2 separate regions of the Mus musculus genome follow, and region 2 is linked to region 1. The links are chromatin loops, found by intact Hi-C in ENCODE. Cell type or tissue: left cerebral cortex. All regions are shown on one strand. Each heading gives the region's core, and the rest is flanking DNA. Links, peaks and the distances in the headings are about the cores only.

The links. A loop is a pair of places that touch in the nucleus more often than their neighbours do. Peaks named below come from ENCODE experiments on the same cell type or tissue, not always from the same donor. Only the 100,000 strongest peaks of a DNase experiment are listed, where the experiment ranks them.
Region 2: a loop joins it to region 1, with 2.5 times the contacts of the local background. A loop is called at or near these places in 1 of 42 quality-filtered maps.

Annotation. Positions count from the first base shown.
Region 1 is chr1:154,864,003-154,868,403 of GRCm38, forward strand. It overlaps a transcript of Cacna1e not described here. Among named protein-coding and RNA genes, the nearest start is that of Gm41976, 46 kb to the right of the region's middle. In left cerebral cortex, for the core only: no CTCF peak of the experiment used is centred there; a DNase peak (open chromatin) is centred at 2,174.
Region 2 is chr1:154,925,727-154,930,127 of GRCm38, forward strand. Gm30521 (a long non-coding RNA gene) reads right to left here and starts at 3,472. Exons shown (of 7, transcript XR_387489.2): 1 at 3,242-3,472; 2 at 1,725-1,805; 3 at 621-809. In left cerebral cortex, for the core only: no CTCF peak of the experiment used is centred there; no DNase peak of the experiment used is centred there.

The DNA.
Region 1 (4,401 bases), core at 183-4,182:
AACAAAACACCCATGGAAGGAGTTACAGAGACAAAGTTTGGAGCTGAGATGAAAGGATGGACCATCTAGAGACTGCCATATCCAGGGATCCACCCCATAATCAGCTTCCAAACGCTGACACCATTGCATACACTAGCAAGATTTTATCGAAAGGACCCAGATGTAGCTGTCTCTTGTGAGACTATGCCGGGGCCTAGCAAACACAGAAGTGGATGCTCACAGTCAGCTACTGGATGAATCACAGGGCTCCCAATGGAGGAGGTTGAGAAAGTACCCAAGGAGCTAAAGGGATCTGCAACCCTATAGGTGGAACGACATTATGAACTAACCACTATCCCGGAGCTCTTGACTCTAGCTGCATATGTATCAAAAGATGGCCTAGTCGGCCATCACTGGAAAGAGAGGCCCATTGGACACGCAAACTGTATATGCAGTACAGGGGACACGCCAGGGCCAAAAAATGGGAATGGGTGGGTAGGGAAGTGGGGGGGAGGGTATGGGGGACTTTTGGGATAGCATTGGAAATGTAATTGAGGAAAATATGTAATAAAAAATATTTTTAAAAAAAGAAGTGGATGAATCTGGGAGGAGTTGGGGGATGGATGAATATGATCAAGGTACAGTGTGTGAAATTCTCAATGAATTAAAAAAATTAAAGGAGAAAATCTAGTTGGCCACTAGATTGGGCAACATGAAGGCCACTGGCAATCTTAGGAAGACAATCATGACAGAGCGAGGGGAAGACAAGAGCAACATTTTAAGAGTCACAGAAGGAATGGGAGTAGTCATGGTGCAAGCAAATTTTCTCTTTATAAATGTATTTACCTAGTGAATAAAGAAGGGATCGCAAGGTTAGTTACCCCTTGACCAATGGTGTGTAAAAGCCACAGTGAACATTCTAGAAAGGGCTCAGTAAATCGGCATGCTTGGACTACACTTGGCTTTTCGCTTTTATAGGTAGTACTTTTGGGCACTCGTCCATGCCTATTCTTTTTTTACATATTGGCTTTAGCTGCTTCCTCAGTGGTTAAGAAAGAGGCCACAGGGTCTACCAACTAAAATATTTGTTGTCTTGGCCCTCCAAAGAAGAATTTTGAGAAATCTGATATAAGTAACAATCCCCAGTAGCTGCTAGTGCCCCAAGAAGAGAAACAACCAGACACTGCACCTGCGACAAAAATGTTGCCACCCCCAGAAAGTCACCTAACGAGACAATGATGATAATACTAGTAGTAGTAATAATAGTAGTAGATAGTAGTAGTAGTAGTAGTAATAATAATAATAATAATAATAATAATAATAATAATAATAATAAACTGAAACTGGTGAACCTAAGTATCGATTTATAGGATGTCCGGGAACAGAGCACTCAACAACACAAAAGGATACAACCAGCAAAACCAAGAATGTGGAAAACACTACAAGGGGAAAAAAAAAGATCACATTGCTTAAACAAACAGTAAGGCTCAAAAGAGAGTGGAGAAGGAAATTTACAGATTGAGTCCTTGAGAAAAACATTCCAACCAAACACATAGTGTGGACCTAATTAGAATTCTAATTCAAATAAACCACTTGTAGAAGAAAGTCCGGGTTGGAGAAATGTCAGCACTACTCAGAGATTTGAAGAGATTAAGAAATTACAATCAATTCCTGAGAGCACGGTATTGCTGCAATGTTCCTTTAATCTGCTCCCTTTTAGAGACTGGTACTGAAATATTTATGGGTAGAATCATACAATGGCTAAGGTTTGCTTCAAAGAAAAACCCCAATGGAGAGGTAGAGTAGGAGGCTTAAGTGAGAAAAAAAAATGGCCCTGAGTTGATAATTATTGTGGCTAGGTAATGATTCTTGGGGGTTATTTATTATTCTATACTACTTTGTACCTGTTTAAATTCACCACAAAACATCCATCTTTTAAAAAGTAGGCAAAAGGGACAGCAGTGTGAGAACACAGTACACAGAGGACGCGGTGGCCATAAAGGACACCAATTCTGAGCAGTAGTTGGCAGGTGTGGGCTTAAAGAGACATCAGAGATTTCCTGGCTACAGCTAGTGCTGGAGGATGGGCAGAAGAGAGGAGAGACAGCATAAGCAAGCGCCTGGGCTCTAGAGGGGTATTCTTTCCACAGACTTCCAGAATGTCTGTTTTGGAAGAGTGTGGGAAGTGACATCATCTACACCCACTCTACCTTCTGCTGCTGTCTAACATCAGGGCTTACAGCTGAGCAAGGCAGCCCCTGCTTCAAGGCTGGAGAGATGGTTCTGTGAATGAATCATTTATGCTGTACAAGTGTGAGGTCTGGTGTTTGGATAGCTAGCACCCACCTGAAAAGTATAACAGGCAGCCATCTTTAATCCCAGCATTTTAGAGGCAGAGAGAGGGGATCCCTGGTGCTAACTAGCTAGCTAGGCTAGGAGAAATGTTTGAGATCCAGGTTCAGACAGAGAACCAGCCTCAATAAATAAAGGTAAAAAGAGATTGAGGAAATCACTTGCTATTAATTTCAGGCCTCCACATGCACACACGTGCATGTGTACATACACATACTCTCTCACACACGGACACACACACATATATTCTCTCTATCTGACTCTGACTCTGTCTCTGTCTCTGTCTCTCTGTCTCTGTCTCTCTGTCTCTGCCTCTCTCTGTCTCTCTCTCTCTGTCTATATGTGTGTGTGTGTGTGTGTGTGTGTGTGTGTGTGTGTGTGTGTGTGTGTGTGTGTGTGTGCAAGAGAGCAATAGAGACAGTGAGAGTCCCTGTCCCACCAGGTCAGAAGGTTTTCTTCAAGAGGACCAGTTTGTATGTTGAAAATGGAAATGCCCCTACAATTCCTGCACCACCAGGTTCTGTGTTCTGCAGGGAAAGCCCAGGCCTGCTCCCCTACCAGCATGAGTCCTCTGACCACTCAGTCCTCTCAGGGCAGATTCATAACCTATATTCTCTTTCTGGGGTGATCCACCCAGTATCTAACATGGTGGCTTTCAGTGGACTTTGGAGTTCCCTGGTGGCTGTGAGACTTCTGGCTGTGAGTTTTTCCAGTTGGAGTCCATAGCATCCATTGGATTTTCAGAAGGTTCTCTGATTACAGCAGCTAAACATCACTACACTCAAAGTTTAACAATTTTTGACAAGAACATAGGAGTAGGTCCAGATGTATTTTAATTATATCTACCAGAGAAACTTTAGACATCAACATATGTTCTCTATGCTGGCTAGTCTTATGTCAACTTGACACAAACTAGAGTCATTTTGGAAGAAAAAAACTCAATTAAGAAAAATGCCCCCACCAGAATGACCAAGTGTATGGTGCATTTTCTTGATTGACAGTTGATGTGGGAGGGACTTGTTCTCTCTGGATGGTGCCAGCCCTGGGCTGGTGGTACTGGGAGCCCTTAGAAAGCACGCTGAGCAAGCCATGGAGAGCCAACAATAAACATTGCTCCTCTGTGGTTTCTGCTCTGTTTCTTATCTCCGGGATCCTTCTCTGGGTTCCCTCAGGGGTGAACTTATAAGGTAGGACGTAAAATAAACCCTTTTCCTCCCTGAGTTGCTTTGAGTTGCAGTGTCTATCGTAGAGCGAATAGAAATCTTAACCTAGACAGCATAATCTGTATATTTATGTGTAAACGAACACAAAAATTAAAATTCTTCAGTGTTAGGCTGATAGCAGTACAAATCTCAAATATCCTCTTCTTTCAAAATCTGAATAAAACAGATTTAGGACTTAGCGCCTATGTGACACCTGACATTAGCCATATTTACGAGCCCTCCAGTTAACAAGGCAAATTATTTTATTCATACTTCATATTTTGAGTTTGATATTTGTGACATGAAGACTCAGGAAAAAAAAGGTAAATGGGAATTTTAATTTTGTGCTAAATCCTCTTAGTGGTTTGAAAGGCCTCTTCACCAACCTCTCAGGCTTTAGAACCTCACCACAGCTTCATCTAAAAAGATGTGAGAGCCAAGGTAAGCTGCACTGCCTGCTTTCTACAAATATTTTATACACTCATTTAGTCAGATCTGCCTGGGCCTGGGGTTCTCAGATACAATATGATGGAAGAACGATGGTGTTTTTTTTGGGGGGGGGGGCTCTGGCATTGCCCGAGGTCAGAATCCCACTCTGTTCCCCCCCCACCTCAGTACCAGGGATGCTCCGACCATCACTATCTATCTCCCACTCTGTTCTCCCCCTCCTCAGTACCAGGGATGCTCCGACCATCACTATCTATCTCGGGCTAACACTGCCTCTTTATACCATTCCAGTCTTCACACAATACCTAAAAGACAAGTGCTAGCGTTGTATACATCAAGGAAACTGAGACTCATGGCAAGCAAGTCACATGGAAAGCTGACCTGCACCATCTCTTTGGCCTTTTGTGTTCAGAATGCTGGC
Region 2 (4,401 bases), core at 67-4,066, 62 kb after region 1:
TTCTCCCCTCCCCCCACCCCCCAGGAAATCTCCTTGGTAAGATGTTAAGATGTCAGTATAGAGTTCCGTGCTATGGAAGCACGGGCTGCAACAGCCCACAAAGGACCCTCAATTTCCATTCTATATTCTTCTTTCTTGTGTCCCTAATTCAATCCCCAGGTGCTAGTAAACTTCTCTGGTAAATAAAAGAAAAGAGAGGCCTACATTCAAACAGGCATTTATCACAGTCTGTGAGACACTAAAGGTTCTGGCCATGCCCGGCTGATCATGAAATATTCAGTGAATGGACAGCCCTGAAGCTTTGTACCCTCTCGGTGGCTAGGATTCTGTCTGGGAGAGAAAGGGTGTTTTGTTTCTAATTTAACACGTTGACTCGGTGGTTATAGTCCTAAAATTTGATTGCATGCATTTGTGGTAAGGACCAATTTTGTAACTTGTTAGGAAAATAAAATGCAAGCATAGAGCTTATTTTTAAATCTTATTACTGTCAAAAGTAAATTTTAAAATAAGCTCACATGGTAGAAGAAGAGAAACAGAAAGCATGGGTCAAAAACCTTCATCTTTTTACTGCAGCAAAAAAAACCCACTCTTTTTCTCATTTGTGAACTAGGTCCACATACCTATACCTAGGGTAATCACGGGTCTCCTCTTCATCCAAGTTACGATCCTAAAGTTCAAGTTCCACATGTTTGATCAGCCTGTAGAGTGGTGAAACTGCCCAAGAAATTCCTATAGCCCATAAGATCTTCACCTCTTCTTCAGCTCAGCCTTCTCTGTGTATCTTCTGGAAAATTCTCCATCAGTGCTCACTGAAAAAAAAAAACTTCTCTCATTAACACCAATACATACGCATCGTTTTTCTTTCCCTAAACCACGTGGACAATCTTTAAAAAGAGTATGTTGGTCGTCTTTTATTTTTCTACCAAAAAAAAAAAGTTATGAAAACTGACTTTCACACTGTAAGTTATTACCAAAATAACAAATTGTTATGCTTATTTTTAAACTTGCCTTTGTCTTGTTTTTCCAAAGACGTCATAAACTCCATGAGAACAAGATCGGTAGGTAGTCTCTGCTTCCTTGGTGTTTCTTTAAAATGCCAAATGTGACAGTGGAATAAATAGGTGGTGAATGAATAAATGCGTGAATAAAGGATTTCAGAACAGCGCTCTTCGCCGGCGAAGCTGTCCAGGGTTCGGGTGCTGAGAAGAATCATAAAATCGGGCACAACCAACTAGGCAAATAACCTAAAGCCTGCAGCCCCCCAACCCTGAGAGAGCTCACTCACTGGCTGCCATGATGATCACTAAGTAACACCCACACCCGTACTTAGCCTTCCCTAGCTCACGCACCAAAATCGTAGCTTCAGAAACTATGGCCCATGACCCCGTATGGGCTCACATAACTAAACGGGGGTGTCAAAAGAAACTTGTCAGCGGTAAAGGGTTTCTAAATACATGATAATCAAACCCAAATTCAAAACCAAGGACATGGTGAAGGCAAAGAGTTTCTGGCAGCAGTCGCCTGTGTCACTTCATGCCGCTTCCCTGCAGCCTGGGTTCTAAACACAGGGAGCAGACTTGCAATGCCAGGCGCTGCCTGGTGAGATGATTCTGTTATTAACCGCAGTGTTTTCATTATACACACATATTTTTTTGTTCTTATAGGGACATAATTGTCTAATTACACGAAAAAGAGACCTTCAATATTTTCCTACCATCACTCACCTTATAAATATCTTTGAACTGGACCGTTGCTAGTAAAGAGCTTGATTTTGAAAGCTTCTGTTCGAGTTGTTGACTAGAATTCTGTAAATAATTGCCAAATGAATTTTGATTTAGGACTTAGGACAGAATTTCTTCCAAATTTTTCTGAAATGGCTCCAAACATACTTCTGCCATTTTCCATATAGATTTATGCAAAGCAGCATTCTAAGTATTAATGATTATAAAATTAAATATCAGTCAACCCTAAAGAATATTGATGAGACTTAATATCCTACAATATCAAATATTCAACCACAATTTAATTCTTTATGTAATATAAATACATCCATATCATTAGTATGCAAATTTATCTTTAATGAGCAATCAATTATAGGTATACCGAAGAATTGAATATTGTTGGGTTAGGTTGACTTGTTTTGTTTTGCTTTTGCTTTTGTTTTGTCAAGGAGCGCACCATGGCATATGTGAGGAGATCAGAGGACAAACTATGGGAATTAGTTCCCTCTCCACTACGCCAGTCCCAGGAATCAAACTGAAGTTGTCAGGCCTAACAGTAAATACCTTCAGCAATTCTCCAGCCCAAAGACTTACTTAAAATCAATTTCTTAGGGCTAGAGAAATGGCTCGGCAGTTAAGAGTACTGGTTGCTCTTCTGGAGAATCTGGCCTTGGTTCCCAGCACCCACATGGTGACTCACAACCATCTGTAACTCCACTCTACAGGATCTGATGCCCTCCTCTGGCTTCTGCAGGCACTAGGCACAGGCATAGTACACAAATATACATATAAGCAAAATACCCATACCAACTTCTTCATTTTAAAAACAAAATAAAGTTTGTGTGTGTGTGTGTTTTCATATGTGTAAGTGCACTGTGTATGGGGGTTGCACCTGCATATGCAGGCACATGTAGAGGCAAGCAGAAGTCAACCTCAGATGCTAGGCCATATATACAGTCTGCCTTTTTTATATGTAATGGGTGTATTTGCCTGCATGTATGTCTGTGTACCATGTGCATGCCTGGTGTCTGCAGAGGCCAGAAGAAGACATCGGATTCCCTGGAACTAAAATTACAGTTAGCTGCCATATGGGTGCTGTGAATGAAACCTGGGTCCTCTGGAAAAACAAGCGCTCTTGGATGCTAAAGTGTCTTTCCAGCCCCTGCCCACCTTAACTTTGAGAGAGGGTATCTTATTGGCCCGGGTTTCACTGATTAGGTTAAGGTGTCTAGCCCAGTGTTCCAGCTCTCTCCACCTCCCCAGGATGACAAGTACCTGCCACCATGCCTGGCTTTTCTTCTGCTTCTGGCAATTAATCTCGGGGTCTCATGTGTCTGTATCAAGCACTTTATATTTCCTCATTCATAAAATAAATGTCTTCATGACTTATTACCAATAAATGTTTGATTTGTGTATGTTTTATAGACCTTGGATTGTGCTAAAACTTCTCAGGAAAAGGGAGGTCACAAGTGGAAAAGGTTTAAGAAGTCCCGCCCTCTATGACCACCTCCTCATGTCACCTCCATTGGCAAGAGCTTGTCCCATGTGGTAATTCTCAAGTCCAGTGTCGAAAACAAAGGGGAAAGTAAAACATTCATCATTGTGCTACCAAAGTACATCTCACAGGAATGGCTATGCTCAGCCAATAAAAACACTATTGACTGATGAAGGGTATTTCTGATGGATATGTCTCTGAGTCTGTGCTGAAGACCTCATCTCCTTTGTGGTGATATTTGAAGAAGTGGTCTTGGTCAGTTGGTTGATTTAATGATGTCATAAGGGTCGGAACCTCATAGCGGAATAACGCCTGTAAACAAAGAGGTAATAGGACAGAATGCTTTCTCCTTTAGACCACTCGCCACCACAGTGAGGCTATAATAAAAGCATGGTCCTAACCTCACACTTCCAGCCTCTGGAACTGAGAGAAAATAAATCTCTGCTGTTTGAGCATGCCGTCTGTGGGAGTTTGCTATGTAATCTCAAACGGACCAAGACAATGTGTTCAGTCTTTATTAACTGTATAAAAGCACAGCATGCGGACTCCCGATCACTTCAACTTGAACGTGCATGCTAATGAACACGCCTCCAAACTGCAGCTTCCGCCGAGGAACAAGCAGATGCTTCAGGAATTGTAATTCCCAGTATCAAGAAAATCCAGATAAAATGCATTAAACAACATTTTCAGAGGCTGGACCACAAACAGGACAGGATTGTGAGCACTGGGTAAAAGAAGATGAGGGTAAACTTCATGTTGACTCTCACTCTCTGACTGGATGCAGTTTCCAGATTGTAGCAAGGAACCTTCCACCCAAACTCCAGTGTGAAGTTGAGGAGACAGAGATTGGAGTTGGGGACACCATGGCAGCTAAGACATTGAAGGTAAAATACTAAAAATATGGGTACTATGTGAATAAAAGTTCCCAGATATACTCATAGGATCCTCTCAAATCTATTCATGATTACTGTGGACCTATATAGGGTAAAGTCCCATGATGCTTGGGGTAAAGTCCCATGATGCTTGTAAAAAAAAAAACAAAAAAAAAAAACAAAAAAAACAAAAAAAAAAAAACAACAACAATCAGCAGATTTCTATTAGCCAAGAAATTCTCGGAGCCAATGGATCTGGAAATTGCTTGAATTTCTATCAGGCAAATAGATCATCCCTTGAAGTTCACAAAAC